Linked DNA regions of Homo sapiens: region 2 is linked to region 1. Evidence: read pairs that join two places in POLR2A ChIA-PET (ENCODE). Cell type or tissue: endothelial cell of umbilical vein. All regions are shown on one strand. Links, peaks and the distances in the headings refer to the core of each region. The heading gives the core; the rest is flanking DNA.

Region 1 (15,324 bases), core at 5,867-9,866:
GCTCACTGCAACCTCCACCTGCTGGGTTCAAGCGATTCTCCTGCCTCAGTCTCCTGAGTAGCTGGGATTACAGGCGCCCTCTACCATGCCCGGCTAATTTTTTTGTATTTGTAGCAGAGACAGGGTTTCACCATGTTGGCCAGGCTGGTCTCGAACTCCTGACCTCAAGTGATCCAACTGCCTTGGCTCCCAAAGTGCTGGGATTACAAGCGAGAGCCACCATACCCGGCTGCACTTGCTGAATTTTTAAAAGTTGCTCTTTTTCCAATTTTTCCAAAAGATGATATTGACCTATTATGTGCCATACTCCATGTTTGGTGATAGAGCAATGTGGATAAACTCACAATTTCCTGTTTACGTGGAGTTTAGAGCAGGTGGAAGGTGGAAAAGACAGGCAATGGATAAGCCATGCACCAAGACAAAGACAGTAGCATGTGACAAGGGAGGTGATGGGAACAGGGTTTGTGATGTGAATAGCAGCTGGGCTGCACAAATTGGGTGATCAGGAAGGATTCCTGGAGGAGGTGACCTATCAGCTGAATGACCTACAGTCAGAGGGAGCCGGCCAAGGGAAAGCCATGAGGTCTAGAGTCAGAAAAGAGCTTGGGGCATGGAAGGAACAGAAATTTCTGCTTGCACAGCTGGAGTAGAGTGAAGGGAAGTATCATGGGCTGACTTTGGAGAGAAGACAACGGACAGGGTCTTGCAGGACTCTGAGGCCATCTATGAGAGTGTGTCTGGGGCTCTCCCAGAATCACCTTCCTCACCCTGCCTCCCTAGCACTCCAACCTGCTTTCCTGAGTGGGAGAGGGTGGAGTTACCGCCTGCCTGCCAGGAGCCTCACTGAGTCTCCCACTCCCGGTGGGGGGACAGCATCTCACATGTCAGCATCCTCCGTCTGGTGCATCCAGGTGATAACTGCTGGCTTCAAGGCAGATTAGAGGGAAAGGCAGAGAGGGCGGCTTCGAGATCAGCACCTGGCAACTGGGAGTCTGAGTCAGGAGACAGCTTTGGTTGGTAGTCCACAGTGCGCAGACTCAAATTCAAATCCTACCTCTATGAGCATGGGTAAGTTTCTTAACTTCCCAAACCTCAGTTTCCCCACCTCTCAGATGGGTTAAACCTATCTGCTTTGAATAGTAGCTGAGAGATTTGCTAAGAATATACATCAAAAAGCACTTGGCATTGTCTTTTTTTTTTTTTTTTTTTTTTTTGAGACGGAGTCTCGCTCTGTCACCTAGGCTGGAGTGCAATGGCGTGATCTTGGCTCACTGCAACCTCCGCCTCCCGGGTTCAAGCAATTCTCCTGCCTCAGTCTCCTGAGTAGCTGGGACTATAGGCATGCACCACCACACCCGCCTAATTTTTGTATTTTTAGTAGAGAGGGGGTTTCACCATGTTGGCCAAGCTGGTCTCGAACTCCTGACCTCAAGTGATCCGCCCACCTCAGCCTCCCAAAGTGCTGGGATTACAGGAGTGAGCCACCACGCCTGGCCATTGTTCATTTATTGATCAAACTTTTACCAGTCTCCTACTATGTGCCAGGCACTGTACTAGGAGCCAGAGATACAGGTGTGAACAAGACAGGGCCAGTGTTCAGTCAGGCAGGGGAAGAAATCCAATGTTTACAGAAGTCAGGAATGGCAAAGAGAGACAAAATTTTACAGGCACACGGTAAGTACATTCCCTCCATCTGAGACCCTGTCCCCCAGTAAAAGCCCGGAGCCTACCAGTCACCATGTGAACCCTGAAAGTTAAGACTCCTGTCTCCTGCCAGAGCCCTAGGCATGGACATCCTAAAGGAATCCAGCTCTTTAGGGTAACTCTGCTCCTACAGGGTCCAAACTCCATCCTCCGTCCCAATTACCCGAAGGAAAATCCCTAAGCCCCAGAGACAATCTCTTAGGACATTAGCTTCAGGCGCAGCCAGTTATGCCAAGGGCGGTGTCTGCCAGTGTAGGCATGAGTCATGTCCTGCCCGCTCTGTAAATGGGAGGAGGGGTGTCCCAGGCCCAAAATGCTGATGTGGCTGTGCCAAGGAGGGGATGGGAAGAGACCGGAGGGGACAGAGCAAAGCCCAGTCCCCAACCTCCCCACACCAGAGGAAATAACAACTCAAACAAGAAAACAAGCACACACGCCACGCTTATTTACACTCATCCCCGGCTCTAAAATAAACTCTGAATGGAGATTATGGCCATGATCCCTCGCAATTACTCAGTGACTATGGGGATTATTATTCTCCCCACGTCAGAAAGGAGGAAACTGGGCCAGGCACAGTGGCTCACACCTGCAATCCCAGCACTTTGGGAGGCTGAGGCAGGCGGATCACGAGGTCAGGAGATCGTGACCATCCTGGCTAACACGGTAAAACCCTGTCTCTACTAAAAAAAAAAAAAAAAAAATTAGCCGGGCGTGGTGGCACGTGCCTGTAGTCCCAGCTACTCGGGAGGCTGAGGCAGGAGAATCGCTTGAACCCCAGAGGTACAGCTTGCAGTGAGCCGAGATCCTGCCACTCCAGCCTGGGGACAAAGCAAGACTCTGTCTCAAAAAAACAAACAAACAAGAAAGGAGGAAACTGAGGCTTAAAGAGATGAACTGTCTGTCCAAGGTGACTCATCTTGTCAATTCCAGAGCCACAAAGCTGATCTGCCCTGCTGGACTGGGAGAAAAAGAGGGGACATTCCTAAAAATAAGGAAGAAAGGGGCTGGGCATGGTGGCTCATGCCTGTAATCCCAGCACTTTGGGAGGCCGAAGTGGGTGGATCACTTGAAGTCAGGAGTTCGTGACCAGCCTGACCAGCATGGTGAAACCCCGTCTCTACTAAAAATACAAAAAAAATTAGCTGGGCATGGTGGTGTGTGCCTGTAGTCCCAGCTACTCAGGAGGCTGAGGCAGGATAATCGCTTGAACCCGGAAGGCGGAGGTTGCAGTGACTTGAGATCAAGCTACTGCACTCCAGCCTGGACAACGGAGTGAGACTCCTCAAAAAAATAAAAATAAAATTAAAGAAGAAAGGGTCCCTTCCTCAGAGAAGGCCTGGGTGACTGGAGCTGCTTGGCCAGCCCTGGGCCAGGGGTGGGACAGTGTGGTCAAGCAGAAGCCTTTGGTCCTGGCTTGTGACCTCCGCTGTGGCACCCGAGCCTCGGTTTCCCCAGCTGGGCAAGAAGGACCTAGCTCAGTGTCTGGCTTACCCACCGAGCCCTGAGCCCTTCCTACAAATGAGGAGGGAAGACCAGGCCTCCAGCCTCTGGCAGGAATCCAAGACCAGCATGAAGCTGCCCACCCGCAAGGTAGGGTCACCAGAGGACCATGGTTGCTCCACCCTTCAAGGAAGGGCAAGGCCAGGACGTGAGCAGGTGCCTGCTGTGTCCCACATGGTGACGCTCCAGAGGTGGCCTGTCCATGTCAGCGCTGGGTTGGAGGTGGTGGTTCTGCAGCCCAAACCTCATACCACCACCCAGGGCTGCTGCTGGCGTGGGCGCACATTGGGCAGGCACATGTGTGTGAGCATGGTGTGTGCATGGTGTGTGTGGGGCCAGGGAACATGTTTCCAGGAGGTAGGGTGGGTGTGAGATATATGTGTATGTTTGGAGGTACTGAGTCATGTAGGGAGGAACACACATGACAGTAAACAGGCCAGGCAAGGTGGCTCACACCTTTAATCCTACCACTTCTGGAGGCCGAGGCAGGCGGATTACCTGAGGTCATGAGTTCGAGACCAGCATGGCCAACAGAGTGAAACCCTGTCTCTACTAAAAATAAAAAAATTAGCCAGGGATGATGGCGGGTGCCTGTAATCCCAGCTACTTGGGAGGCTGAGGCAGGAGAATCACTTGAACTCGGGAGGCAGAGGTTGCAGCGAGCTGAGATCACACCAACTCACTCCAGCCTGGGTGACAAGAGCAAGACTCTGTCTAAAAAAATAAAAAAATAAAAAATAAATCACCTTGCCAAAATTTCATTGTGCTTCCCCAATGATGATGGGCTTCTGAATATTCCTTTTCCTGCCGTCTGGTGCTCATAATGTTCTATCAAAAGAATATGTTTTTAATGTTTAACAAAGAGCTAGAAAAAGCTCTCTACCATCTTCTGCCTTGATCCCAAAACCCAACAAGGTTTCTGGGGCTGTGGTTTTAAGAGGACAGCCTTTTTTTGTTCAAATCTCAAATAAACAAGAGTCCCTTTGGCAGAAGTCCCTTTGCCGGGCGGACATTCACCCCGCACACCCTCCCGGCACCAAAATTGCAGCTAAGACAATAGTGCGTGTTTTCTTGGGGAGTGGTGGGGAAAGGGGCTCTTGAGCTCTTGCTAAGCTTTGGGAACTCATCCCAAATAGTTTCTTCCCCACCCAGGGACTCTCCCTTTCCTGTGGCTCAGGGTCAGCCCTCCTCCCACACTCTTGCCTTGGGCCAGTGCATCCCCCCTGAGCCCTGACCAGCCCTAAATTCCCAGGGCTTAGGAGTTCAGAATTTTCATCTTAGAGACCATGCAGCCCTAGCTCCCTTGTTACAGCAGTGAAGAGACTGAGCTCAGAGTTGACCAGGGCTATGAAGGCGATAGAGCAAGGGTTATAAGAAGTCAGGGTGGAGGGGCAGCAACTCTAGATGAGGGGATGGGGAGGGCTCTCTGAGGAGGTGCCATGTGAGCTGAGACCTCAATGAAGAGGAGGCTGTCAGCAGGGCTGTGACCCCCCTGCAAGCACACCAGGCACCCAGTGGGGAATAAACTAAATGGCAAAGGTGGAAGCCTGGAGCTGGGGCAGGATACTCCTGCCATCCTCCAGGTGGGAGACGGGGTGGCCAAGATGAATTCAGTGACAGTGGGGACCAAGAGAAGGGACAATGTGGCTTTGAACACAAGGGTGAGAGGAAGACAATGAACACCCCTTCCTACTCACCCTCGACATGAAACCAGGGGAAACCAGAACCAAAGGGACCTTGAAAAAAGATTGATTCAAAACTCCCTCCACGAAGAAGTGGTGAGTGTACTGGGCCTGGGAGTTCAACACCAGCACAAAGTACAGGGAGTCAGAGACCTGGATTCCAATCCCAGCTCCATAATCACTAGTTGCATGACCTTGGACAAGTCAGTGCTCCTCTTTGAGCCTCAGTTTTTCCAACTGTGAGATGGGGAAGATACCAAACCCAGATGGACACTGAAAACTCCAGCACAGTACCTGGTGTTCAGTAGCTCCCTGCCCCATTCCCTCCCCATCTTTGGGTCTGACACCGGACCACAATTCTCAGATGAGATAAACCACCCAAACCCATTTTTTTTTTTTTTTTTTTTGAGATGGAGTCTCGCTCTTTCACCCAGGCTGGAGTGCAGTGGTGTCATCTTGTCTCATAGCAATCTTCACTTCCCAGGTTCAAGAGATTCTCTTGCCTCAGCCTCCCAAGTAGCTGGGATTACAGGCACTAGCCACCATGCCTGGCTAATTTTTGTATTTTTTAGTAGAGATGGGGTTTCACCATGTGGCTGGTCTTGAACTCCTGACCTCAAGTGATCCATCCACCTCAGTCTCCCAAAGTGTTAGGATTACAGGCATGACCACCACACCCAGCCCCAAACCCATTTTTGAAGAACTAACATAAATAGTGATTTTCTACCCAAAGGATCATATGAAGCAAAAATGGGAATCCTTCCCACTGAGCGGGGGTCAGAATAGAGATACCCTAAAAATAACAAGTGCTCCCAGTTTGGGGGGCTGAGATCCAGGCAGGAGTCTTTTTTTTTTTTTTTTTGAGATGGAGTTTCACTCTTGTTGCCCAAGCTGGAGTGCAATGGCGCGATCTCGGCTCACTGCAACCTCCAACTCCCAGATTCAAGTGATTCTCCTGCCTCAGCCTCCCAAGTAGCTGGGATTACAGATGCACGCCATAACACACAGCTATTTTTAAAATATATTTTTAGTAGAAACGGGGTTTCACCATGTTAGCCAAGCTGGTCTCGAACTCTTGACCTCAGGTGATCCACCCGCCTCGGCCTCCCAAAGTGCTGGGATTACAGGCGTGAACCACCGTGCCCCGCCCAGGCAGGAGTCTTGACAGTCCTGTGATGCTGCAGATGGACCCCCTGCAGGGCAGAGAGCTCTGGAGATGTGTGGAGAGAAGGCAGACATGACAGGGGTCAGAGACTACAAGGCTGGGCTCAAATCCAGGTTCTACTTCAGAAAGTCATTCTCCTTCCCCATGTCTCAGTATCCTCAATTGCAAAGCAGACATAATATGCCCAATCTAGCAGGAGTCTATCAGACTAGCTGTCATTTAGCCAGGATTGGTGGTGCACACCTGTAATCCCTGCTACTCTGGAGGTTGAGGTGGGAGCATTGCTTAGGGCCAGGCTGGGCAATACAGCAAGACCCCACCTCTACAAAAAATAAAATAATTAGCCAGGTGTGGTGGCATGTGCCTGTAGTCTCAGTTACTCAGGAGGCTGAGGCAGGAAAGAAGGTCACTTGAGCCCAGGAGTTTGAGGCTGCAGTGAGCTATGATCACACCATGGCACTCCAGACTGGGCAACAGAGTGAGACTCCATCTCAAAAAATAATAATAGGCCAGGCGCAGTGGCTCACACCTGTAATCCCAGCACTTTGAGAGGCCGAGGCGGGTGGATCACGAGGTCAGGAGATCGAGAACATCCTGGCTAACACGGTGAAACCCCGTCTCTACTGAAAAATACAAAAAATTAGCCGGGCATGGTGGCAGGCGCCTGTAGTCCCAGCTACTCCAGAGGCTGAGACAGGAGAATGACGTGAACCTGGGAGGCAGAGCTTGCAGTGAGCCGAGTTTGCACCACTACACTCTAGCCTGGGCAACAGGGCGAGACTCTGTCTCAGAAAAAAAAAAAAAAATAATAATAATAATAAATAAATCATTGGAAAAAAATCAAAAGAACAGTATTTCATGACACATGAAAAATCATATAAAAATCAAATGTGTGTGTCTATACATAAGTTGTGATTGCAGTCAAACCACAGCCACACCCACTTGTTTACATCCTGTCTGGGCTGCTTGTGCAGTAAACGGCGGAGGTCAGCAGGTGTGACAGAGGTCTTATGGCCTGCAAAGCTGAAAATATTTACTATCTGGTCCTCTACAGGAGAAGCTGGCCGACCCCTGCTTTAGGCTGTGACCTCCAGAGGGCAAGGGGCTTTGTCCTTCATTTCTATGGATGCTCCCTAGTGCCTGAAAGGGGTCAGGGCCTTGACAGATGATCAGATAACAAATGGTGGATAATTACCATGAGGCCCTGCCCCCAGCATAGAGCTGTGCATCAAGCTTGTGATGGATGGATGGATGGATGGGTGGGTGGGTGGATGGATGGATGGATGGGTGGGTGGATGGGTGGATGGGTGGGTGGATGGGTGGGTGGGTGGATGGGTGGGTGGGTGGTTGGGTGGGTGAATGAAATGAATAGGCAGTTCTCTGTATCCATGGGTTCTACATCTATGGATTCAATTAATCACTGATTGAAAATATTCAGGAAAAAAATAAGGATGGTTGCATCAGTATTGAACAGGTACAGAGTTTTTTTTTCTTGTCATATTCCATAAACAATGTAGATAGTAACTACTTACATGGTATCTACATTGTATTAACTATCATAATTAATCTTGAGCTGATTTAAAGCATCTGGGAGGATATGTATAGGTTACATGCAAATACTACACCATTTTATATCAGGGATTTGAGCTTCTGGGGATTTTGGTATCCCGTAACCCAGTCTCCCACAGATACCGAGGGAAGACTGACTACATAGGGAAGATGCTCTGGTTGAAGCCACAAGCGTCATCCCTTAGGGTGGCCAAACGCCCCTCCAGAGTCACAAACCAGAATCTGACATCCCTTGGGCAGGCACCTCTCCAAGAGCGCCAGACTGGCCTTGACATTCCATGAGCCCAGAACTCTAAAGAGAGGACGTGATTCATCTGAGATAAGTCCTTTCACTAGGAGAGGAAGGAAACCCATGTTCAGATCCGGGACCAAATTTAACTCCTGTCTTTCACACGTCCCCATCCCCCATAACACACACACGCACACAAGTCCCAACCCAGCAGTCAGGAGACAGCATCGGCACTTACTGACTCAGCTTCCTCCCGAAGGGTTACCCCACAACCCTCGCAAAACACAGTTGGAGAAAAATCCTCAATGGGAAGGGGCTATTCCAGAGGGAGAGGTTTCTCCTGGTGTTGGAGAACAGAGTAGTTCCTCCCTCTCATTCTGTTTCTCTCTCTCTCTCTCTCCCCTCACCATACACACACACACACACACACATACACACACACACTCACACACTCTCTCTCTCTCTCCCCCTCTCCCTCCCTCTCTTCCTCCCTCAAAAGGCGCTGAGACAAAGAGGGAACTAAAGAAACAAGAGACAGAAAGGCTAGGCGCGCTGGCTCACGCCTGTAATCCCAGCACTTTGGGAGGCCGAGGTGGGCGGATAATGAGCTCAGGAGATCGAGACCATCCTGGCTAACCCGGTGAAACCCCATCTTTACTAAAAATACAAAAAATTAGCCGGGCGCGGTGGCGGGCGCCTGTAGTCCCAGCTACTCGGGAGGCTGAGGCAGGAGAATGGCGTGAACCCGGGAGGCGGAGCTTGCAGTGAGCCGAGATCGCACCACTGCACTCCAGCCTGGGTGACAGAGCGAGACTCTGTCTCGAAAAAAAAAAAAGAAAGAAACAAAACACAGCAGGAAATAACGGCCTTTCACTCCACAGGGAATTTCAGATCCAGCCAACAAGCCCATCTCTTAGGAGGATATTAGCATCCTCAATACCTCGGAGACAGCACCTAATTTACGTTTTAAATCCCAGTGTGGGAAAATTGATATGTTCCCAGTTTGGAATGTGAATAGAGATGTTTTATCTGAATAGAGATATATTTTTACTTCCCAATAAGAAGAAAGCTCTTTTCCACATGAATATATATCCAAAAAATCAGAGAGACAGCAGCTCCGTGCTTCTGGAACAGTTGGAATTATCCTGCCATTTCATCTGGGCCCGGGGCCTAGGATACTATAACAACCCTCCAACATGCTCCTTGGTGGACACAGGTCAGCGTTTATTGCTGTTTGCCTGCTTTTTTTTTTTTTTTTTTTTTTTTTGAGACGTAGTCTAGCTCTGTCGCCAGGCTGGAGTGCAATGACACGATCTCGGCTCACCGCAACCTCCGCCTCCAGGGTTCACGCAATTCTCCTGCCTCAGCTTCCCGAGTAGCTGGGGTTGCAGGCACATGCCGCCAAGCCCATCTAATTTTTTTGCATTTTTAGTAGAGATGGGGTTTCACCATGTTGACCAGGATGGTCTCAATCTCCCGACCTCATGATCCGCCCACCTCGGCCTCCCAAAGTTTTACCTGCTTTTTCTCCTCTGCTCCTGAGCTTTGTCCTGAATGGGAAGACTCACAGCAGCTCACACATATAAGGGAATTAATTCCACGCTTATTAAGTTGCTGAAGCTGCCTCATCCCTTGCCCAGTAGCTAAACCGTCTCTTGACTGGGCAGATGATGCATTACCTTCACCAACAGGTGTAAAATCAGTGCTCCCTGTCCTGGGCTATTTCCCGTGCCCTGGACACCCAGCTATATTTGAGGATGGTCCTTTGCCTCCAGGTGTGTTGAGAACTTACAAGACTGAAGATGTTAGCTGAGGCCTTGAGCTTTCTTTCCCCTAGCTGTGTGACCCTAAGAAAACTGCTTAACCTCTCTGGGCCTGCATTTCCTCAAGAGATAAAAGTACTGCCCTACCTATCTGCAAAGGATTTGAGGCTTAGAACACTGGAGGGATGTCAGTGTGCTTGGGGGTAACCCTTAAGGCATGTACCCTCAGTCACTGTCATGCCCCTTCCTAATTAAGTGACTTTCTTCCAAAAGGGAATGCAACCACATAATGTCCCTGCTTAAGCCCCTGAGAGGCATTTAGAGTTAAATCCAAACACCGGCCAGGCGCGGTTGCTCACACCTGTAATCCTAGCACTTTGGGAGGCCGAGGCGGGCAGATCACCTGAGGTCGGGAGTTCGAGACCAGCCTGACCAACATGGAGACACCCCATCTCTACTAAAAACACAAAGTTAGCTGGGCGTGGTGGTGCATGCCTGTAATCCCAGCTACTTGGGAGGCTGAGGCAGGAGAATTGCTTGAATCCAGGAGGCGGAGGTTGTGGTGAGCCGAGATCGCACCATTGCACTCCAGCCTGGGCAACAAGAGTGAAACTCTGTCTCAAAAAAAAAAAAAAAAAAAAATTCCAAACACCTTTCCATGGCCCCATACCCCAGGCCCCCAGACCCCCAGCTTCAGCCCCCACCGCACAGTCACACAGGCCTCTGTGCCGCACTCCTGCCAGAAAGCCCTAGCGCAAGCTGTTCCCTCTGCTTCAAACAACCGCACCTTGAACCACCCCCGCCCCCCCACCATACACACATCCTTTAAGTCTGAGCTTTAATGGCCCTTCTTCAGTGTAATGGGAGAAAAACTGTCTCCCCAAAATTCAGGTCCACCTGTAATCTCAGAATGCGACCTTCTTTGGAAATAGGGTCCTTGTAGATGTAATTAGTTAGGTCTGAATGAGGTCACTCTGCATTAGGGTGGACCCTAATCCAATGACTAGTGTCCTTATAAAAAAAGAACACACAGACATACAGCTAGAAGCCAAAAAACGCCAACAATTGCCGGAAGCCACTGGAAGCTGAAGAAGAAAGGAGGGATTCTCTTTTACAGCCTTTGAAGCAGTGTGGCTCTGAGGACACTATTAGCCTCAAGAAAGTCGGAAAACACAGTGCTGTTGTTTTGAAACCACCCAGATTGTGATAATTTGTTAAGGTGCACTCAGAAAAGCACAAGCCGAAGCTCAGCTAAAGTTCATCCCCCATTTTCTTCAAAGCATCCTGGTCTTCTTTCTCCCTCCTGCCAGGTCTGCCTCTCCCTCCAGCCCACAGACCCCAAGAGAGAAGGGATCTCAGCTGCAGGGTTCCCTGTAGCCCCCAGCACAGAGCCTGGCCCACAGCAGGTGTCAGAGGAGTACTTTCCAAATGAATTCAACAGATGCCTGGAAGGAAGCTCAGAAAGGCCAAGGGACTCATCCAAGGTCACACAGCAGGTTGAAGCAGGCCAGGGAAACCAGCACCCAGGCCACTGGCCTCCCTATGAGTGATTCAAGGAGCCAAGACGCTGGCACTCATCCTGCAAGGACTTGGGTCCGGCAGGAGAAGCTCCCTCTCCCTCCCAATTCCCAACTTCCAGGCCTGTGCCCTCTGGGATCTGTGCCCAGCCAACACCACGACCTTGGCAGGGACCATCCCAGCTCAGTGACCCTGGAGATAAAAGCCTCTTGGGTCCTCCTGAGGTTCTGGGGCTGCTGTGGGGCAAGGGATGCCCTAGACTCAAGTTACCCCAGCACCCACAGGGCAAATGCCAGTGACCAGCAAAGGCCGCTCAAGAAACAGGCCCTCACCCATGCAGACCCACAACCCTGCACCCACCTGGCTCCTGCCTCACACACCCTCATTCCCTAGCTCTGCATTGATGAGTGTGGGAGGCACACAGTCCAGAGAATGGACATTAAATAGCACTGACTCACGGAAGAAAAGTGATTCCAGCCAGGAGAAGGTCTCCATGAGGTGCCAGCCTGTCTTTAACACTTCCGCGACACTTGCTAATCACGCTTTTTAGCAAAGAGAGAGTAAGGCCACTTCTAGCCCAAAAACCTGCAGTGAAAGCGGCATTTATTTAGTGGGAACTTGATGACACTGTTTGATTTCCTTTGCCTGTATTTCTTAAGTAATCTACTTATAACCAGCATCGCTGGTGTTATCAATTGACAGTAATAATACATAGAATTATTTGAGTACAATGAGGTGGGGGTGGTTTTAGATAATTAGAGGAATAATAACATAAGAAGTAAAAAGATGTGGAAACATCACTCAAGTGGTGCGTGGATGACAGAGCTTGGGGGACTCTACACTCATTTGTTCATTCATTCACTTACTTTATCCATGATGTACACATATACACATGTCTCTCCTCAGGTAATTCAGGCAGCATCCAGTAATATATGGTTATGCCTCCCAGGCCAGGTGCCATAAGAATCACCTGGGGAGTTTTCCTTTTATGTTAGACAGAGTTTTGCTGTGTCACCCACGCTGGAGTGCAGTGGTGCAATCACAGCTCGCTGCAGCTTCAACCTCCCAGGCTCAAGCAGTCCTCCACCTTGGTCTCCCAAGTAGCTGGAACTAGAGGAGCATGCCATCACACCCAGCTAATTTTTCTATTTTTTGTAGAGATGGGGTCTCGTCACGTTGCCCAGGCTGATCTTGAACTCCTGGCTCAAGCAATCTTCCCGCCTTGGCCTCCCAAAGCGCTGGGATTACAGGCATGAGCCAGGCACCTGGCCGAGTTTTCCTTTTGAATACAGATCCCCAAGGGTCCTGCTTCAGACCAGCTGAGCCTGAGTCTCTAGATGGTGGCCCCAGCATCTGTATTTTTCTGAAGCTCCCCAGGGAGTTTCTCCTGAGCATCCAGGGCTAAGAGTCATGTCTCAGGCACTCAGGGGCTTCTTCTTCCCTAGGAAGTATAGAGCACCCTGGAAGAATGCGATGCGGGGCTCCAGCCTTTCTCCCACCAAAGACACACACCAGGGTGTGCCCCGGGTCAGTGAGAAGTGGGTTCTTAAGTATTTCTTCAGCATCTCACCCAGGCCAGCTCTCCTTGGGGGCACCAGGGTACATCCTCAGAAAGTTCACAGTCCAGTGAGGGAGAACAAAGTATTTCCAGAAAACACAGCAGGATGTGACCGACATTCTAACAGGAACCAGCCCCTGCCCGGCACCTCAGCTCACATAGACACAGAGGCCCAACAAATACAGAGCCTACAAATCCCCCACAAATTAAATAATGTGCCAGCCACACCCATAAGAATAGATACAGTAAAAACACACACACACACACACACACACACAGAAAATAACAAGTGTTGGCCGGGCATGGTGGCTCATGCCTGTAATCTCAGCACTTTGGGAGGCCAAGGCAGGCAGATCACCTGAGGTCAGGAGTTTGAGACCAGCCTGGCCAACATGGTGAAAGCCCGTCTCTACTAAAAATACAAAAATCATCCAGGCATGATGGCGCATGCCTGTAATCCCAGCTACTCAGGAGGCTGAGGCAGGAGAATCACTTGAACTCCGGAGGTGGAGGTTGCAGTGAGCTGAGATCATGCCACTGCACTTCAGCCTGGGTGACAAGAGCAAGACTCCATCTCAAAAAAAAAAAAATAATAATAACAACAAGTGTTGGCAAGGATGTGAATAAATTGGAACACTTGTGCACTGTTGGTATGAATATAAAATAGTGTAGCCACTGTGGAAGATGATATGGTTGTTTCTTAAAACGTTAAAAACAGGATTAGCATGTCATCCAGCAATTCCACTTCTGGGTATAAAATCAAAGAAACTGGGCTGGGTGCGGTGGCTCATGCCTGTAATCCTAGCACTATGGGAGGCCAAGGCGGGTGGATCAGGAGGTTAGGAGTTCGAGATCAGCCTGGCCAAGATGGAGAAACCCCGTCTCTACTAAAAATACAAAAATTTGCCTGGTGTGGTGGCGGGTGCCTGTAATCCCAGCTACCCAGGAGGCTAAGGCAGGAGAATTGCTTGAATCCGGGAGGTGGAGGTTGCAGTAAGCCAAGATTGTGCCACTGTACCCTAGCCTGGGCGACAGAGCAAGACGCCGTCTCAAAAAAAAAAAAAAAAAAATCAAAGAAACTGAACGTAGGGACTTGAACTGATATTTTTACAGCATTTTATTCATACTAGCTAAAACGTGGAAACAAGTCAAGCATCCACTGATGAATGAATGAATAAACAATGTGGTCTAGCCATACAATGGAATATTATCCATCCAGCCTTTAAAAAGAAGGGAATTCTTCAGCTATTCAGGAGGCTGAGGCAGGAGAATTGCTTGAACCTGGGAAGTGGAGGTTGCAGTGAGCTAAGATCGCACCACTGCACTCCAGCCTGGCAACAGAGCAAGACACAGTCTCAAGAAAAAAAAAAAAAAGAGAAGGGAATTCTTACATGCTACAACACAGGTGAACTTGAAGACATTTTGCTAAGCAAAATATGCAATCACAAAAGGCCAAATACTGTATGGTTCACTTGTATCAGATGCCTAAAGTAGTCAAATTCATAGAGAAAGAAAATAAAACAGTGGTTGCCAGGGGTTGTGGGGAGGCGGCATGGGATGGGGCGTTGTTCATGAGTAGAAGAGTTTCAGTCTGGGAGGACGGAGAGAGTTCTGGAGATAGATGGTGGTAACAGTTGCACAACAATGTGAATGTACTTATGCCACCAAACGGGAGTAAACTTAAAAATTATTGGCCGGGCGCGGTGGCTCACGCCTGTAATCCCAGCACTTTGGGAGGCCGAGGCGGGCGGATCACAAGGTCAGGAGATCGAGACCATCTTGGCTAACACAGTGAAACCCTGTCTCTACTAAAAATACAAAAAATTAGCCGGGCGCGGTGGCAGGTGTCTGTAGTCCCAGCTACTTGGGAGGCTGAGGCAGGAGAATGGCATGAACCTGGGAGGTGGAGCTTGCAGTGAGCTGAGATAGCCGCACTGCAGTCCGGCCTGGGCAAAACAGCGAGACTCCGTCTCAAAAAAAAATAAATAAATAAATAAATAAATAAAATAAATTATTAAGATGGTTGCCCGGGCATGGTGGCTCACACCTCTAATCCCAGCACATTGGGAGGCCGAGGCAGGCAGATCACCTGAGGTCAGGAGTTCAAGACCAGCCTGGCCAAACATGGCGAAATCCCATCTCTACTAAAAAAAAAAAAAAAAAAAAAAAATACAAAAATTAGCCAGGCATGGTGATGTGCGCCTGTAATCCCAGCTACTCAGGAGGCTGGGGCAGGAGAATCGCTTGAACCTTGGAGGCAGAGGTTGCAGTGAGGCAAGATCGCACCACTGCACTCCAGCCTGGGCAACAGAGCAAGACTCTGTCTCAAAAAAAAAAAAAAATGATTAAGATGATTGGCTGGGTGTGGTGGCTCATGCCTATAATCCCAGCACTGTGGGAGGCCAAGGCAGGAGCATCACCTGAGGTCAGGAGTTTGAGACCAGCCTGGCCGACATGGTGAAAACCCCGTCTCTACTAAAAATACAAAAATTAGCTGGGCATGGTGGTGCATGCCTGTAGTCCCAGCTATTCAGGAGGCTGAAGCAGGAGAATCTCTTGAACCCAGGAGGCGGAGGCTGTAGTGAGCCAAGATTGCACCACTGCATTCCAGCCTGGGTGACAGAGTGAGACTCTCA
Region 2 (15,324 bases), core at 6,788-10,787, 380 kb before region 1:
CTGGTATTTATTTCACTTATGCATTGCAGAAACATTTGCGATTGCAGGAGGTAAATATGTATCAAAGACATGAGTTTTAGTGTCCGAAGAATTTTTTTTTTTTTTTTTTGAGTTGGAGACGGAATCTTGCTCTGTCGCCCGTGCTGGAGTGCAGTGGCTCCCAGCAGCTTCCACCTCCCAGGTTCAAGTGATTCTCCTGCCTCAGCCCGCTACCACACCCAGCTAATTTTTGTATGTTTAGTAGAGATGGGGTTTTACCATGTTGGCTAGGCTGGTCCTGAACTCCTAACCTCAGGTGATCCGCCTACCTCAGCCTCCCAAAGTGCTGGGATCACAGGCATGAGCCACTGCGCCCGGCCTAGTGCCTGAAGGATATCTTATCAAGACATGTCTTTTAGCTGTCCTCCCGCTATGGGGCGTTTCTTTTCTCTTTGTGTTTTTGCCATTTCTGAGTCTCACTGCTGTGGTTTGGGGGTGGGCAGGGCCCTGGAGTTAGAGGGAGCAGGGCCTGGTGTCTGTTGCCACCATCGATTGGTGATGTCTGCCTAAACGCTGTGTTGCGTCTGTTGAGGATGTCTGCCCTGGGAGAGCAATGGGCATGCTGGAAGCAGGTGTGGTCACCATCTCTGCTCTTGGGGTGTCAAAGCAAGGCTGGGATGGACATTTGTCGAAGGAGTGGGGGATAGACACAACCCCCACAAAAGGCAGATCGTGCAGTCGACGCCTAGCCCCAAGAGGGGAAGGATCATTTGAGGTCAGGAGTTCAAGACCAGCCTGGCCAACATGGTGGCCAACATGGTGAAACCCTGTCTCTACTAAAAATACAAAAATTAGCCAGGCGGTAGTGGCGTGCCTGTGATCCCAGCTACTCAGGAGACTGAGGCAGGAGAACATGTTGCACAGGGAGCTTTTGTTAAGGGTCCCTGTGTGGCTCAGAGTTCCAGGAACGGGTGTGGGCCCTGATAAAACCCCAGACTCATGGCTCAGTGAAGTTGCACAGCTGGACAAGCCTGGAGACCCTCAAATAACTTGCCCAGGCTACCCTGGCTTGCAAAGGGCCATTGCTCATCCAGGAGTGGACGGTGCCTGGCATGCAGTGGGTGCCCAGTGTTCACCTGCCACGTCCACTGTCCATGCACTTATTACCGTCATGCTGTCACCATGACCAGCGCCTTAGGTGCTGTGGCTGGTGCCAGGCCCGTGAGAGCCGGGGCAGGTTCGCTCAGGGTCCAGATTTGCCTGCATTGTCCCAGAGTCCTCCCACACCCGGGGGAGTGGGCTGTCATTGGGAGCCAGTAAGGGGGTGTTGATTTCTTTTCCAACCAGTAGAGGCAGGGGCCATAGACTTAGGTGGAACCGCTGGCTCTTTGCTGGCTCCCAGGGTTCTGACAGCTGGGTCTTCTGAGCCCTGGGGACTGGCTGCCTGTGGCTGAGCCCTTCAAGGGCATTGCGCTCCTTCTGCAAATGTCACTCCCAGTCTCCATGTCCAGGCCCAAAGCAGCCCCGGGGAGTCCTCAGGGCTCATTTTCCTGCAAGGGGGTGGGTGGGGGTCAGCTGGGGCAGGCCCTGTGGTGATTAGAAGAGGCTGCCTGCGCCCACAGAAGGTGGGTGGGCTACTCAGAGAAGGAGGCCCCTGCAGGCTGGCAGGGGGCCTGGTGGCTCTGGCCCCAGCCCTGGTGGTTCTGTGGCATGGAGCTGACACCACAGACACCTGTGAGGTTGGACCGCTGGACTAGCAGCACGCCCTGCCCTTCCTGTTGGAAGCTTGTCCAGTCCAGAGCTGTCAGGGCCACAGGGGCTGAGCATGCAGCTCCACACTCCCTGGAGACTCCGCCATCAAGGGTCAGCTTTGTCTGGTCTTGTGGAAACTGTTTTTGCCCCCAGCCGTGAGAGGCACTTTTACACATAACTGAGTCGGAGCATGACAGGCATGTAGGAGAGAAACATTTTGTGTCATTTAGAGGCCCTGCCTGGGTGGGACTCTGGCTGGGAACATCCACATGCAGCCAGTGCGGGGACTGGTTTACTCTGAGCCTCAATCTTTCTGCTTTGGCTCCAGATGCTGTGTTTGGGTGTTCTGTCAAAGAGAGAACAATGCTCCTCGATGAGACAGAAGGATGCAACCGGGAGTCTTGTTTTGCATGAGGATGTGAGCGTTTCAATTCACTTTTTTTGTAAACATGGTTCCCCAGCCTGGCCTCAGGGGTGCCTGGAGATGGGCCCCACGGGGCTTCCGGTTAATTAAGCGGGCAGTGCTGGACATGGATGCTGGCTTCTCTGTCTCCCTGCCCTGGACCCTTTTGAAGCTGAAGTGTTCCAGGGGCAGCTGGTATGGAAAAGGGGAAATAGAGTTTTCTAGAGGTTTTAGAGTTGAGTAGAAACCTAGACTCTTCTCAGAAGCATTTCAAGGGTTTGTCACCAAGGTGGCTCTCTGCAAATTTGAGGTGGTTCTAGAAGATCTTTCCATATTTCTTAATCCAGAGGGAGATGGAGATGGGTGAGAAATGGCTTTGTCCATGAGGAACTCATGTTCTGGTTGGAGGACAGGCGGAGCCTGGCATTGAAGTTGGTGAGTCAGAGACGGATCTGTGGGTGGGGCCAGAATGGGGCTTGGGCTTCAGACCTCACAAAGCAGACCACATGGCAGCCTGGGGCGTTAGTATCCAAACGTCCTGCCCTCCAGGTTTTATTCCTTGCCATAAAATATCACATTAAAGGAAAACGTTTTGTTAAAAGACCACAGTCCTGTCACCTGAGCACAGTAGCTGTTCTCTGTTCCTCTTTGGCCTTCCAAGCGGCAGGCGCCCGTTTGTGTTGCGGCTGTGTGCCTGGCGGGCATGAATTAACTGTGCAGCATGGCTGCGGACGGTGAGGTGAGGTGAAGACGCCTCACCTCACCTCGATTCGACTGAAAACCGTGTGGAGATAGAAGCTGCTCACACAGGGGCAACATGAAGAAAATGTGAAATTCTGTTGCTTGTTGTAGCTGACAGCACGACTCTGAGGTCCCGGTGGGCAGAGGCCTCGTGCAGGGCACCTCACCAGCCGGATGTCAGAGCTTGCCGGAAGGCGCAGTGCCCGTGGAGGGCTGCCAGTGCCCAGGGAGCCTTCCGAGGTGTCACGTTGGGCAGTGGAATTCAGAGTCAGGCAGAGGAGGCCCTGGGGTCACACGCGGATCTCCTGGCTGTGGGTTGGTGAGGTCCAGTGTCCGGGGGTGAAGGATAGAGGCCGTGTGGTGAGGGCTCCGGAGCTGGCCCTGGGGTGGCAGAAATGCAGATAACGAAGGAGGGTGTGCTGGTGGGACTTGTGCCTGTTCCGGAGGGAGGCATTGGGAGTGACGTTTAGGCTGAGAGGATTCAGGATGGAGGACATGGCTTAGTTTGTAGTTGGGAGCCTGCCGAGGACTGTGGTGATGAGGAAATGCGGTGTCAGGCAGACCCAGGACTTGGAGCACCTAGTTCCACTTGCGGGCTGGCTTTCTGTTTTTGGTCATTGTGTTGGGACCTTGTGAAAGTGACTTAACCTCTCGGTGCCTCAGTTTCCCCATTGGTAAAAGGGGTGATTATGCTCCCCACTACACAGGGTTTGGAGGATGGCCGTGCGGGCCGTGCCGAGCAGCGCGATGGTGCAGGCCGTCTGGGTCAGTGCTGAGAGAGCGAGTGTTCCTTCGACGGTTGCAATCAGAGGTAGCTTCCAAGGCTGGGTGCTGCCAGGAGGAGCTGGGGAGGCTGATGGGGCAATGGGGAGCACAGCTCACACTGCTGGCAGGCAGCCTGGGGAGGACAGAGGGGGCTGTGCTGGGCGCTCCAGGCATGTGGTTCCCTTTCCTGTGGGGCGAAGACCAGCATGGGGGCAGGGCCCAGCTGTGTCAGGACCACTCAGACTCTTATGACACATCCAGAGTCCCTAGCCCCACCCCAACCCACCCAGTCCACGAGAAGGAACAGGGTGGGGAGGTGGGGCCCAAATCTGCGAGTTCCCAAGGGAGGCCTGTGTGCAGTAAGTTGTCGGGGGCGGCGCTGGCACAGCTGGAAACATCTTGGGGTTTGAAGCCAGAGCCTCAGGTGAGACTCAAGGGTCCCTGGGACTCTCTTCTGGGTGTCTGACCGTTTATGCTTCGTGGAGTTAGAGGCGAAGACATTTCTGTGATGTCTTGAATTCTGCTTTTTCCTGATTTTGAGCAAATGAAAGCCAGCCTGGTGTAGGCAGTCGGGTGCCTTCCCCAAGTAAGGGGCTGAGAGGGTGGTCATGCCGGGACCCAGGGGACAGGGAGTAGCATTCCTAGGGGTGCACAGGCAGCCCCCTAGAGGCAGGGATGTGTGGGGGTCCTTGTGCTGCTGTGTGCCTGCAGGGCGGCACTATTCACATGGCCCTGGAGCTGCAGGGTGATTGCTGGCCCTGGGCTCTGTGTCCTGGCTCTCCCGCCCCTCCTGAAGTGGCCCCCATGAGACAAGGCAGGTATGTCCTGTGAGCAGCCCTCTGCTGCCCAGCGTGGCCAGGGCTCAGTGGGACCACGGCGGCTGCAATGCTGCTCTCTGCAGCTCAGAGTCACTCTCATCGCCAGCAGTCGAGTGCAGAGCCTGGGCCCCCCGGCCTCCCCAGCCCCTCCACACCACCCCAGGACCGAGGCAGCAGCTGGCTTCGGTTTCTGCCATGTTTTTCCAAGTATGTGGAATGAGCTAAAAACAGCAGGAGTGGGGCCTTATTTGGGAGTTGCCACTGCCGTCCTTGGAAGCTGCTGTCCCTCACTGCCACCCCTCCAGCCCCATCCTCGGTGGAACATGCCCCTGTTGCTTTGACTTTTGTCGCCCGAACATCCCTCCTGGTTGGGGGCCTTTGGGCAGTGGGCTTAGTGGCGTGCGCCATGCCACTTGGGCCACACGTGCCCAGGCTGGTGGCTCTCGGGGCCGTGTCCAGAGGGTGGCTAGGCTGTGCTCCCGGCAGTGCCCAGATGAGGCTGGGGTGTGGCTTGGGGATTTGTGGGCCACCGGCCACAGCTCACCCAGCAGAGTTTTAACAGATGTTCGTCTGTCAAGTTTGCTCCCAGCTGTGTTGTCTGAGGCAGGCTGCCTTCCCATAGCGGCGGCAGAGCTGAAGAGATGGGAAGGAGACTGTGTAGGCCGCAGCACCGAACATATTTGCTCTCTGGCCCTTCCTAGAGTGCTTGCTGACCTCTGTCCGACAGCTGGAAGGAAGGATAGGACCCGTCCTACGATAACCACTATTGACATTTGAGCGCATTTCCTTCCCGGCTTTTGTGTGAAGGTGGCAGTCTCTTTGCTTTTGTGGTTGGGATCTGCTGCAGGCACGGCGGGCTGTTTGCCTGAGGCTTCCTGGAGGACAGGGCTGGGCTCGGAGCTGCACCAGCATCCTGCACGCACTGGGGCCTCAGCAGAGAGCCGTGGCGGGCGGGGCAACGTCAATGCTGGTGGGCGCTGGGCCTCCACGTTCAGATCAGCCCTGGCGATAGGTTCGGGCCACCCTCTCTCTGGCCTCCGTGCAGTGGCCCAGGCCGCCCCCCTGCCTGGCACACTTGCCTCTGGCTTTCCACTGAAGCGCTCCTCTTACCCGCCGCTCCCCACTGGGTATGGGTCCAGTCGTGTCCCTGAAGGAGATATGCTGACGTCTGGAACCTGTGTCTGTGACCTAATTTGGAAACAGGGTCTTGGCAGATGTAATCAAGCAAGGACAAGGTCACCCTGGAGTAGGGGGCCTATATCCACGGTGCTGGTGTCCTCATGAGAGCAGGAGAGCAGACACTGACACTCGGGTGAAGGCTGCATGGAGTCAGAGCAGGGCTTGGTGTGATGGCGGCCACAAGCCAAGGAACCCCAGGTATTTCCTGCAACTCCAGAAGCTGGAAGAGGCCAGGAAGGATCCTCCCCTGGCGCCTTCAGAGAGAGTCTGTCCCTGAAGATGTCTTGACATTTGACTTCTGGGTTGCAGGTCTTGGCGGCGGGGTACATTTCTGATGTTAGAAGCCACCTGGTTGGCGGCGATGTGTCACTGCAGCCCCCCACAGGTTCTGGGTGTCCATGTGGTCGGGGGCAGAGGTGGGCAGGGACAGACATGTCCATGACACTGGCCCATCCCTTAGGACTGCTTTTTGAGGACAAGGCTGCTTACCAGGAAGTTGTACCCTGCCTGGCCCTTGCCCCTGCCCTGTGCTTGGCTCGTGGAAGGGATGTGGCCCTTCTCTCCTGCATGCGTGCAAGGAGGAAGGGAGAGGTCAGAAACCCGCCTGGAGGAGGCTCGGGCGAGGGGAAGGTTTCACTTTCCGGCAACATTGTGGGGCTGGCTGTTTGTTTAAACAACCCCAAAGAAAACCATTTGGCCAAACTGTTAGTTTCCAAACAATTTACTTCCTTGGTGTTTGAAAAACTCCTACCAAGGCTCTGTAGCTGGTCCCAGGGAAGGAGTTGGCCTCTCTTCTTTATAGCCCAACACAGTCCCCTGCACCTGCCCCTCCCAACCCCAGGCCTGCTTACCTGTGGCCATGGCTGCTGCCCGGACCTCACTACACACACAACCTCCTGGAGGCCAGCTGTGGGCACCAGCCTTGGCAGGCATCTGGCAGAGCCCAGGCTGGTGGGACTCTCTCTGCAGCTGCTCCCTGCCAGCCTGGCTGGACAGAGTCCCCACCACACTGGGGTCACCTCTGTACTGCTCACAGCTCACTCAGACCTTCAGGCAAATAGGTTGGGTCCTGGCTCTCTCCCAGGTGTCACAATCTCTGCAAAATTCAAAAACCTCAGGGGCCTTGTAGCCTGAGGCGTGTCAGAGACTCCTCCCTGGAGTCAGTAAACACCTACAGATTCATCCCAGCAGTGAAAGGACTGCTTCACCACAGAGGTTTGATTTATTCCTAAGTAATTGGATGGGATGCCGAGAATGGGTTCCTGATGGTGGAACTGGAGGCCCTTTGCTGACCTAGTTAACAGAGGGCTAGGGCTGGGTGTGCTCAGTCCCTGAAGGTTCTAGGCCCATTTGGGACGCCCCGCCAGAACCTGCCACATGGTGACAGCTACCTAAATCCCAGAGGCTCTTGAGCTGGAGAACAGACCTCTCAATCTCAGCAGGTCCCCTGCACGTACCCCATAACCCTAGCCTGCCTTCACAGTACAGTTTGTGGCTGTGTATTCACGGATGGTGTCGTTCACCTAAGGTCTCTGCCCTGTGACCCCAAGGGCGTCCAGAGGGCAGATCCCAAGTCTGTTTCATCCACCTCTCCTTCCCTAGCAGCTGGTCCAGGGCCTGGCCTGAAGTAGGTTCCTACAGAGATACTGGTGGGATGATGGAGGCAGCCAGGCATCAAGTGACAAACGCGCTTCCTGGATGTGCTGGCTCCTGGGATTGAAGTATTTGAGGAAGCGAAGTGAAGTGAGCTTTCCTCTTGCAGCTGTGTGTCCTTGGGCCGGGAGCCTACCCTCTCTGAGGATTGGGGTCCTTGTCAGTAGGATGGGGCATCCTCATAGCTCGAGGGGTAGTGTGTGAAAATTGTGTTAATGATTTTTTTTTTTTTTTGAGACGGAGTCTCACTCCAGTGCACAGGCTGGAGTGTAGTGGCACGATCTCAGCTTACTGCAACCTCTGCCTCCTGGGTTCAAGTGATTCTCCTGCCTCAGCCTCCTGAGTAGCTGGGGTTACAGGAGTGCGCCACCAAGCCCAGCATAGTTTTGTATTTTTAGTAGGGTTTTGCCATGTTGGCCAGGCTGGTCTTGAACTCTTGACCTCAGGTGATCCACCTGCCTAGGCCTCCCAAAGTGCTGGGATTACAGGCGTGAGCCACTGCGCCTAGCGTACTTTAGTGATTTCTTAGGACGACGGAGGGAACTAGCTAGCAAGGCAGGCTTGGAATGTGTTTTGGGATCAAATGCCGGTTTCTGTCTGGCACTGGCGTTCTCTGTGGGGCCATGATGGACACACTGCTGAGGTCAAGCGTGATTCGTCTCACGCTGTGCCTGGCAGTCTCGTTGGAAAGTTCTGTAGACACCGTGTGGACAGGGCTCTTCCCAGCCAAGCCCTGGAGGACTTCCAGGACTGTGATCTCCCCACCGTGGCTGATTAAGCAGGGACCCTTCGTGGAGTCTATGGTCCCCTCTAAGTCATAGCTAGACAGGGACTCAGGCACCATCAGCCCTGGCTGTTATTCACTGTGGATGAGGAGACAGGCCCAGAGAGGGGCAGGAACCTGCCCGAGGTCACCAAGCACGGGCAGGCCCCAGAGGTTTCGGTCTCAGATTCTCCCTGCTCATCCCTGGATGTAGCGCTGCTGTGGACGTGGGGCTGTGCTAGGGGCTGTGGAGAGCAGAGGGCTTCTGCCAGGACCCCAGTGAGCCAGTAGGGGTGGTGCCTTGGCCATGGGGCAGACTGGGGGTACGGGACAGCCATCCACCGGGGTGTGGGGAGGAACAGCTTCCCTGAGGAGGCGGTGCCGTGTGACCTGGGCCTTGAAGGACAGGTCCAATGTCAACAGAACATTTTGGGAGTGGAGCCTAGAGGGAGAAAACTTGTTGAAATTCAGAGATCCCCCTCCCCCTACCAATACACACCAAATCAGACGCCTCTGACCAGATCTGAATTTGGCTCTCAGAGATTTCCATTGTAGCCAGGCAGTTGGGGCACTTTCTGAGTGCTGCCTCCACCTCACTGTCCCCAGCCTGCCTGCCTCCGTTTCCCTAGCCCTGGGCCTGTGCCGCTGTCACCATCACCTGGGCGCCCTCTAGTGGATGAATCGGATTATGCACGAGGGGGCTTGGAGCAGGATTCAGAAGGGGCTCCTGTCCTTCCTTGAAATGCTGGACGCCGGGATCCTGGAACAGCTCTTCAGGTCTCTGCATTCCTCCTGGCAACAGCCAGAGCCTGGGCGCAGGGGGCTACTGTTGTTTGAAGGCTGAAGGCTGCAGCCTGGTAGGGCACTCAGGAGACCTGGCAGTTGGCTGCAGGGCCAGGTCTAGGGGCCAGGGCATGAGGGATGCTCTGGGCTGGCTCAGCCCCGGGCCCCCATGCGGATTGTGACTGTGGGGGCATGGCCACATGATGTTGAGGGGGGATCTCTGACCCTGACCTTCTTGGCTCTGTGCATCCTTGAAACCAGAAAGGTCTGGAACAAATCAGTGAACAATGCCCTAACTCGGGGAGGGAGCCACATCCTGACCCCAGCAGCCTCAGAAGGATCCGTGTCAGGGTTATGGGGCACCCTGGGGGCCCCGAGTCTGCATGGGTCTCCACATGCAACTTCTGCCGGAAACTCTGAAAAATCCCAACTGGGGGGTCATAGGACACAATCAGAAATGCTGATGCCACTGTGTGTGGATCCCCGGGCCCTGGGGGGTCAGGAGCATGTAGAAGGTGGGCCACAGGGGGTTCATAAGAGAATCCTGTAACCGCCCCTGCCCCCCAAACTTAGAAGCCCACTGGAGGGCCATGGGTGAAAGCTTGGGGGGGTGTCCTGTGGAGTGGGTGGTGGGGGGTCTTTGGGTTTACATGCTGCTGGGCCTGAGCAGCAGGACCCCGTCCACAGCTGATCCCTGGGCCCTGCTGCTCAGCTGCTCTCTTGAGTGTTGCTGTGGCTGCCGAGAGAGCCTGAGTCGAGCCTCTCTTGTGCCGGCCGTACGCTGTCAGGCCACGCTGGTGAGTTTGGCAAGGCACAGATGCCCAGAGCAGAGAACTTTCCTTGGGGATTTAATATGTGCGAATCTTGAGGTCCGGCAAATCTTTCCCTCAGCTAGAGAGGGGGTTTTTGAGACTAGAATCACCTCAGCATCCTCCTGTCCCCAGCTGTGTCCAGCCTGTCTGCAGGGACATCCTGAGAGGACTAGGCTCTCCCCTCATCCACCTGCGTAAGTGCCACCCTGAAGCCTGTCCACCCATGCTTGGAGAGGCTTGGCCTCAACCTGCTTAGCCAGCAGCAGGCTTGGGCCTGGGGTGCAGCAGAGACCCAGGTGGCTGTGGGGTGGTTGCTTCATGGGGTGGTTCTGAAACGCAGTTGGAAGTGCATGGACAGTGCCTTACCTGTTCTCTGTGGGACCCTGTTTAGAAACCAGGTCTGAGTTACTGGGGGTCATCGCTACATTCTGATGGCCTAGCTGTGTGGAGGCCACGGTGGAGCCCCATCCAAGGAGCCAGGGCCCTGGGTCTAGCCGTGACCAGAACGCATGCCCTGGAGGTGTTTCTCATCTTGCACCTGTGTTGCCTGGTGTCTCAAGTGGCCACAAAACTGTGTTAGCTCTTGGTGCCCCTGGGCTTCGGAACCAGGGTTTCCCTTCATCTCAGTGACCCGGGAGCATCTGGGCAGTGAGTAAAGAGGGTGATTTACTTGATGGGTACGTTTGGTCCTGCCTGGGAGCCCCCCCAGGCACGGTCCTGGGACCTGAAGCTGCCCTCGTTGGTGGAGGGGAGGGAGAGAGCTTCAGGGATGAGGTGGCGTTGAGCTGGGCGGGAAGGGTGAGCCCCTGCAAGGTGGGGTGGGTGTGCTGGGGACGCTGAGCAGCACGGCCAGCAGGTGGGTCTTCAGCTCGGTACCCGGTGGGACTTGTGGTTGGGGCTGGTGTGTGGCCAGGAGAGGGGCTGGCAGAAGACAAGGGGGACTGTGAGGCAGCTCCCATCCAGCGGTTGAAGCCTGATGGCCTGGCTCTGTGCCTCAGTTCTCTCATCTATAAAATGAGAAAACAGTGCCAGCCTCCCAGACCTGTCATGAGGATGAACGAGTGACCACGTAGCATGGGCTGGGTGCGTGTCACCTAACATTACCAGCCTTTGCAAGGAGAGCCCTGGGGACCTGGCTGAGTTTTTCCCTTGCCTGGCCCACTGCACCTGTCCCCACAGGAGCCAAGGAGGTCCTGCTGCTGGCCCGGTAGACGGACCAATGGAGGGTCTCGCTGGACACACCGGACTTCACCGACATCGTGCTGCAGCTGGACGACATCCAGCATGCCATCGCCATCAACTATGACCCAATGGAGGGCCACGTCTACTGGACGGATGACGAGGTGTGGGCCATCCGCAGGGCATACCTGGATGGGTCTGGGGCGCAGACGCTGATCAACACCAAGATCAACGACCCCGATGACATCGCAGTCAACTGGGTGGCCCGAAGCCTCTATTGGACCCACACAGGCACTGAACACATCGAGGTGACGTGCCTCAACAGCACCTCCCACAAGATCCTGGTGTCAGAGGACATGGACGAGCCCCGTGCCATTGCACTGCATCCCGAGATGGGGTAAGACGGGTGGGGCCTGGAGCCAGGGCCAGGCCAAGCAGAGGGAGCTTGACCTGGACCAGTCATTCTGGAACACTGTCTTGCATCAGAACCTGGAGGAAGGCTTGTTAAAACACCAGCGGCTGGGCCCCATCCCCAGAGTGCTGATTCAGGAGCTCCAGGGCAGGGCTGAGGACTTGGGTTTCTAACAAGTACCCAGGTGGTCCGGTGCTGCTGCTGGGTCCATGCATAGAAAGCCCTGGAGACCTGGAGTGAGCCCTTTCTTCCCCTAGCTTCAGCTTCCTGATCTGTAGAATGGAACAGTCCACCTGGGTGATTTCCAGGACGACAGTAGTGGTAGTAAGGGCAGCCTCTGTGACACTGACCACAGTACAGGCCAGGCCTCTTTTTTTTTTTTTTGAGATGGTGTCTCACTCTGTCGCCCAGACTGGAATGCAATGGCACAATCTTGGCTCACTGCAACCTCTGCCTTCCGGGCTCAAGCAATTCTCCTGCCTCAGCCTCCCAAGTAGCTGGGATTACAGGTGCCTGCCACCGTGTCTGGCTAATTTTTGTATTTTTGCTAGAGATGGGGTTTCTCCATGTTGGCCAGGCTGGTCTCGAACTCCTGACCTCAGGTGATCCACCTGCCTTGGCCTCCCAAAGTGCTGGGATTACAGGCATGAGCCACCATGCCTGGCCAGGCCAGGCCTCTTTTAACACTTTGCACACCATGGGTCTTTTCATCCAGGAGGGTAGGTAGTTATACAGTTGAGGACAGTGAAGCCCAGAGATGCTCAGGGACTTGGCCAGGGTCACACAGCAGGAGGTGGCAGGTGTGTGGCTGGGGCTGACAGCATGGCTCCAGCTTTCCAGCGTAGAAGTCTGTGAAAGCAGAGAGCTTGTCGGTTGGTTGAGACCCCCCCCACAGCGGCTCAGATTGCTGTAGCCAGGGGCCTTCCTGGGGGCTCATAACCCAGAACACTAAATGGGCAGACCCTGAGGGAGGAGGTGCAGTGGAGCTGGGGGTGCCGATGGGAAGTCCCGGAGGAGCTGGGAGGTCAGTCGCAGTGCTGCTCTCTGTGGAGCACTTAGTAGGCACCAGGTGTGTTTCCAGGTTCATGGCTCTGGGACCCGAAGCTCAGGTGAAGTGACTTGCCCAGGGTACCCAGCGGGCAGAGGATTTGCAGGCTATGAAGCCTGCGCTCATGGCCTGGCCCTGGGGGTTGCCAGTGTGCTGGCTGGGGAGCTTTTCCTGCAAGTGAGCTGGTGTCTAGAAGCCAGCATGTCAGGCAGCAGGCAGCGGGAGCACAGTAGGCAGATGGTGGGGCCCAAGCAGCCCTCCATGGACCCCAGGGCATGGCGGCACGTGGAAGAGAGCTGCTCCATGTCGGTGGCTGACGGGCTGGGTTGTGCCCCGAGGAGGGCGGATGATGGTAGGAAGTGGGGTCCCCCAGGGCTTTAGCAAGAGGAGGCACAGGAACTGGTTGCCAGCTGCAGTGAAGGGAACATGGCCCTGAGGTCAGGAGCTTGGTCAAGTCACTGCCTCTATGGGCCTCAGTGTCCTCATCTGTGAAAGAGGAAGGGACGGGGAAGCCAACTCCAAGGTCCCTCCTAGCCCTGGTTTCATGAGTCTGAGGATCCCAGGGAAATGGGGCTTGGCAGTCTGACATGTGAGGTCATGGGGTCTAGGGAGGGGCACCGAGCTGGAAGTGGGAGGCAGAGGGGCTGGCCGGCTGGGTCAGACACAGCTGAAGCAGAGGCTGTGACCTGAGGCCCCAGAACCTCCACCCCTGAGCTGCCACCCCAGGATCTGGGTTCCCTCCTTGGGGGGCCACAGGGAACAAGTCACCTGTCCTTTGCACAGGGGAGCCCTTCAGCTGTATGCAGAAGATTGCGCTCTGCCCCTTCCTCCCTCTGGGTGCTGAGCTTCTTCAGCCCACCAGTCAGATGTGAGGCTGCCCTAGACCCTGGGCAGGGTCATTGCTATCCACTGACGTTTGAGATGGGAGATGAGCTCCTGGCCCCTCAGAGTCCTAAGGGCTGGTGCAGTGAAGCCTGCACAGGGTGGAAGTGGGCACCACTGTCCCAGGGGAGCCCCCAGGGACTCTGGTCACTGGGCTTGTGGCTGGCATGCTCAGTCCTCCAGCACTTACTGACACCAGCATCTACCAACACCAACATTTACAAACACTGACATTGACCAACACTGACAATTACTGACACCGACATTTACCAACACTGATATTGACCGACGCCGACATTTACCTACACCAGCATTTACCAATGCCGATATTTACTGACCCCAACATTTAGCCATGTGATGGGGGCCGGCTCGGGGACGGGCCTTGCTCTTAGCAGTGGGGGTGCCACAGAAACTAGACAGATGCATGGGGTCATGGACTTCTGCTTCTTCTCCAGCCTCACGTACTGGATAGACTGGGGAGAGAACCCTGAAATCAAGCGTGCCAACCTGGACAGGCAGGAGCTGCGCGTGCTGGTCAATGCTTCCCTCGGGTGGCCCAACGGCCTGGCCCTGGACCTGCAGGAAGGGAAGCTCTACTGGGGAGATGCCAAGACAGACAAGATCGAGGTGAGGCTCCCATGGAGGTATTTGATCCTGGAGGCCTGGCCCTGCCCGGCTGTCCCTGGGCTCCTAAGAGGCCAGGCCCGGCCACCCCCTGCAGCCTGACATACGTATCACCAAGGCACCAATGGGTGCCTGTGCTCTGCTATTTGGCCAAGCGGAATGCTTGATAAAGTAGTTACAGTACTTTCTGACAAAAACGCCTTGAGAGGGTAGCGCTATACAACGTCCTGTGGTTACGTAAGATGTTATCATTGGGCCAGGCGCCTGTAGTCACAGCTACTTGGAGACTGAGGTGGGAGGATCACTGGAGCCCAAGAGTTTAAGGCCAGCCTGGGTAAAGGGGACACGGGAAACCTCTGCACTGCTTTTGCCACTTACTGTGAGCCTTAAACTATTTCACAAACAATACAAAATCAAGACAAAAAATTAATAACATATCCACTGCCCCCACTTAAGACATAAAACATGAGTGTCATTGAAGCCAGAGGCAGCCATTGGCCTGAGTTTGTTGATTCGTTCCCAAGCAGTTGAAGACAGTTTTGTTTTTCTGTGGATGTCTGTCTCTTCTCCCTATGCTGGGTGCAGCCCTGCATTGCCACTGTGGTTGGATTTCAGTGGCCTTGTCCTGTGGGCGTGCTTTGGCAGCTTGCTTTTTGCTCACCTGTGGAGCTTCTATTGAGCTTTTGTTGTTGTTGTTGTTGTAGTTGTCCAGGCTGGAGTGCAGTGGCACGATCTCAGCTCACTGCAATCTCCACCTCCTGGGTTCTAGCGATTCTCCTGCCTCAGCCTCCCGAGTAGCTGGGATTACAGGCGCATGCCACCACACTCGGCTAATTTTTACATTTTTAGTAGAGACGGGGTTTCACCATTTGGCCAGGCTGTTCTGGAACTCCTGACCTCAAGTGATCCACCTGCCTCAGCCTCCCAAAGTACTGGGATTACAGGCGTGAGCCACCGTGCCTTGCCTCTATTGAGCAGTTTTTTTGAGGTGCTCTTGGTGCCAGTAATATGTTACATGTGTCCCCATTGCACATTGTCACCCATCGAGGTGACATTGGTGCCTCTCCTCGGGGTAGTCGCCTCCCTTTGTTCCCAGCAACTTCTGAAGGATTTTCCTGAGCCTCATCAGTCCTTGTTGACGTCACCATCGGGGTCACCTTTGCTCTCCTCAGGGCTCCCAGGGGAGGCCCGAACCAGGCAGCTTGCAGGGGAGGGTGGGATGGAGAACACGAGTGTGTGTCTGTGTTGCAGGATTTCAGACCCTGCTTCTGAGCGGGAGGAGCCTCAGCACCTTCAGGGTGGGGAACACCCAGGGATGGAAAGGGCTGAGTGGATGCCCCTCCCACAAAAACTCTAGAAGCTGCAGATGTGGCCATTTCCTGTTGGAGCTCCTTGTAAATGTTGTTTTTTTTTTTTTTTTTGGCAAGGCCCATGTTTCTGGGCCGCTGAGGATGATTTGCCTTCATGCATCCCCCCTACCCATGGGAGCAGGTCAGGGACTCACTCACGTGTCTGTGGCACGCCAGGCCAC

The links. Peaks named below come from ENCODE experiments on the same cell type or tissue, not always from the same donor. Only the 100,000 strongest peaks of a DNase experiment are listed, where the experiment ranks them.
Region 2: POLR2A ChIA-PET joins it to region 1 with 5 read pairs; 1 of 35 experiments calls an interaction of 5 or more read pairs at or near these places.

The regions. Positions count from the first base shown.
Region 1 is chr22:24,978,705-24,994,028 of GRCh38, reverse strand. All of the region lies in intron 1 of KIAA1671, which reads right to left. Among named protein-coding and RNA genes, the nearest start is that of KIAA1671, 34 kb to the right of the region's middle. In endothelial cell of umbilical vein, for the core only: no CTCF peak of the experiment used is centred there; DNase peaks (open chromatin) are centred at 8,018 and 8,808; H3K27ac peaks cover 2,948 bases.
Region 2 is chr22:25,355,727-25,371,050 of GRCh38, reverse strand. It overlaps the pseudogene LRP5L. Among named protein-coding and RNA genes, the nearest start is that of MIR6817, 92 kb to the left of the region's middle. RefSeq lists enhancers at 3,282-4,108, 10,620-11,119. In endothelial cell of umbilical vein, for the core only: a CTCF peak has its summit at 8,727 (motif pointing left); a DNase peak (open chromatin) is centred at 8,730.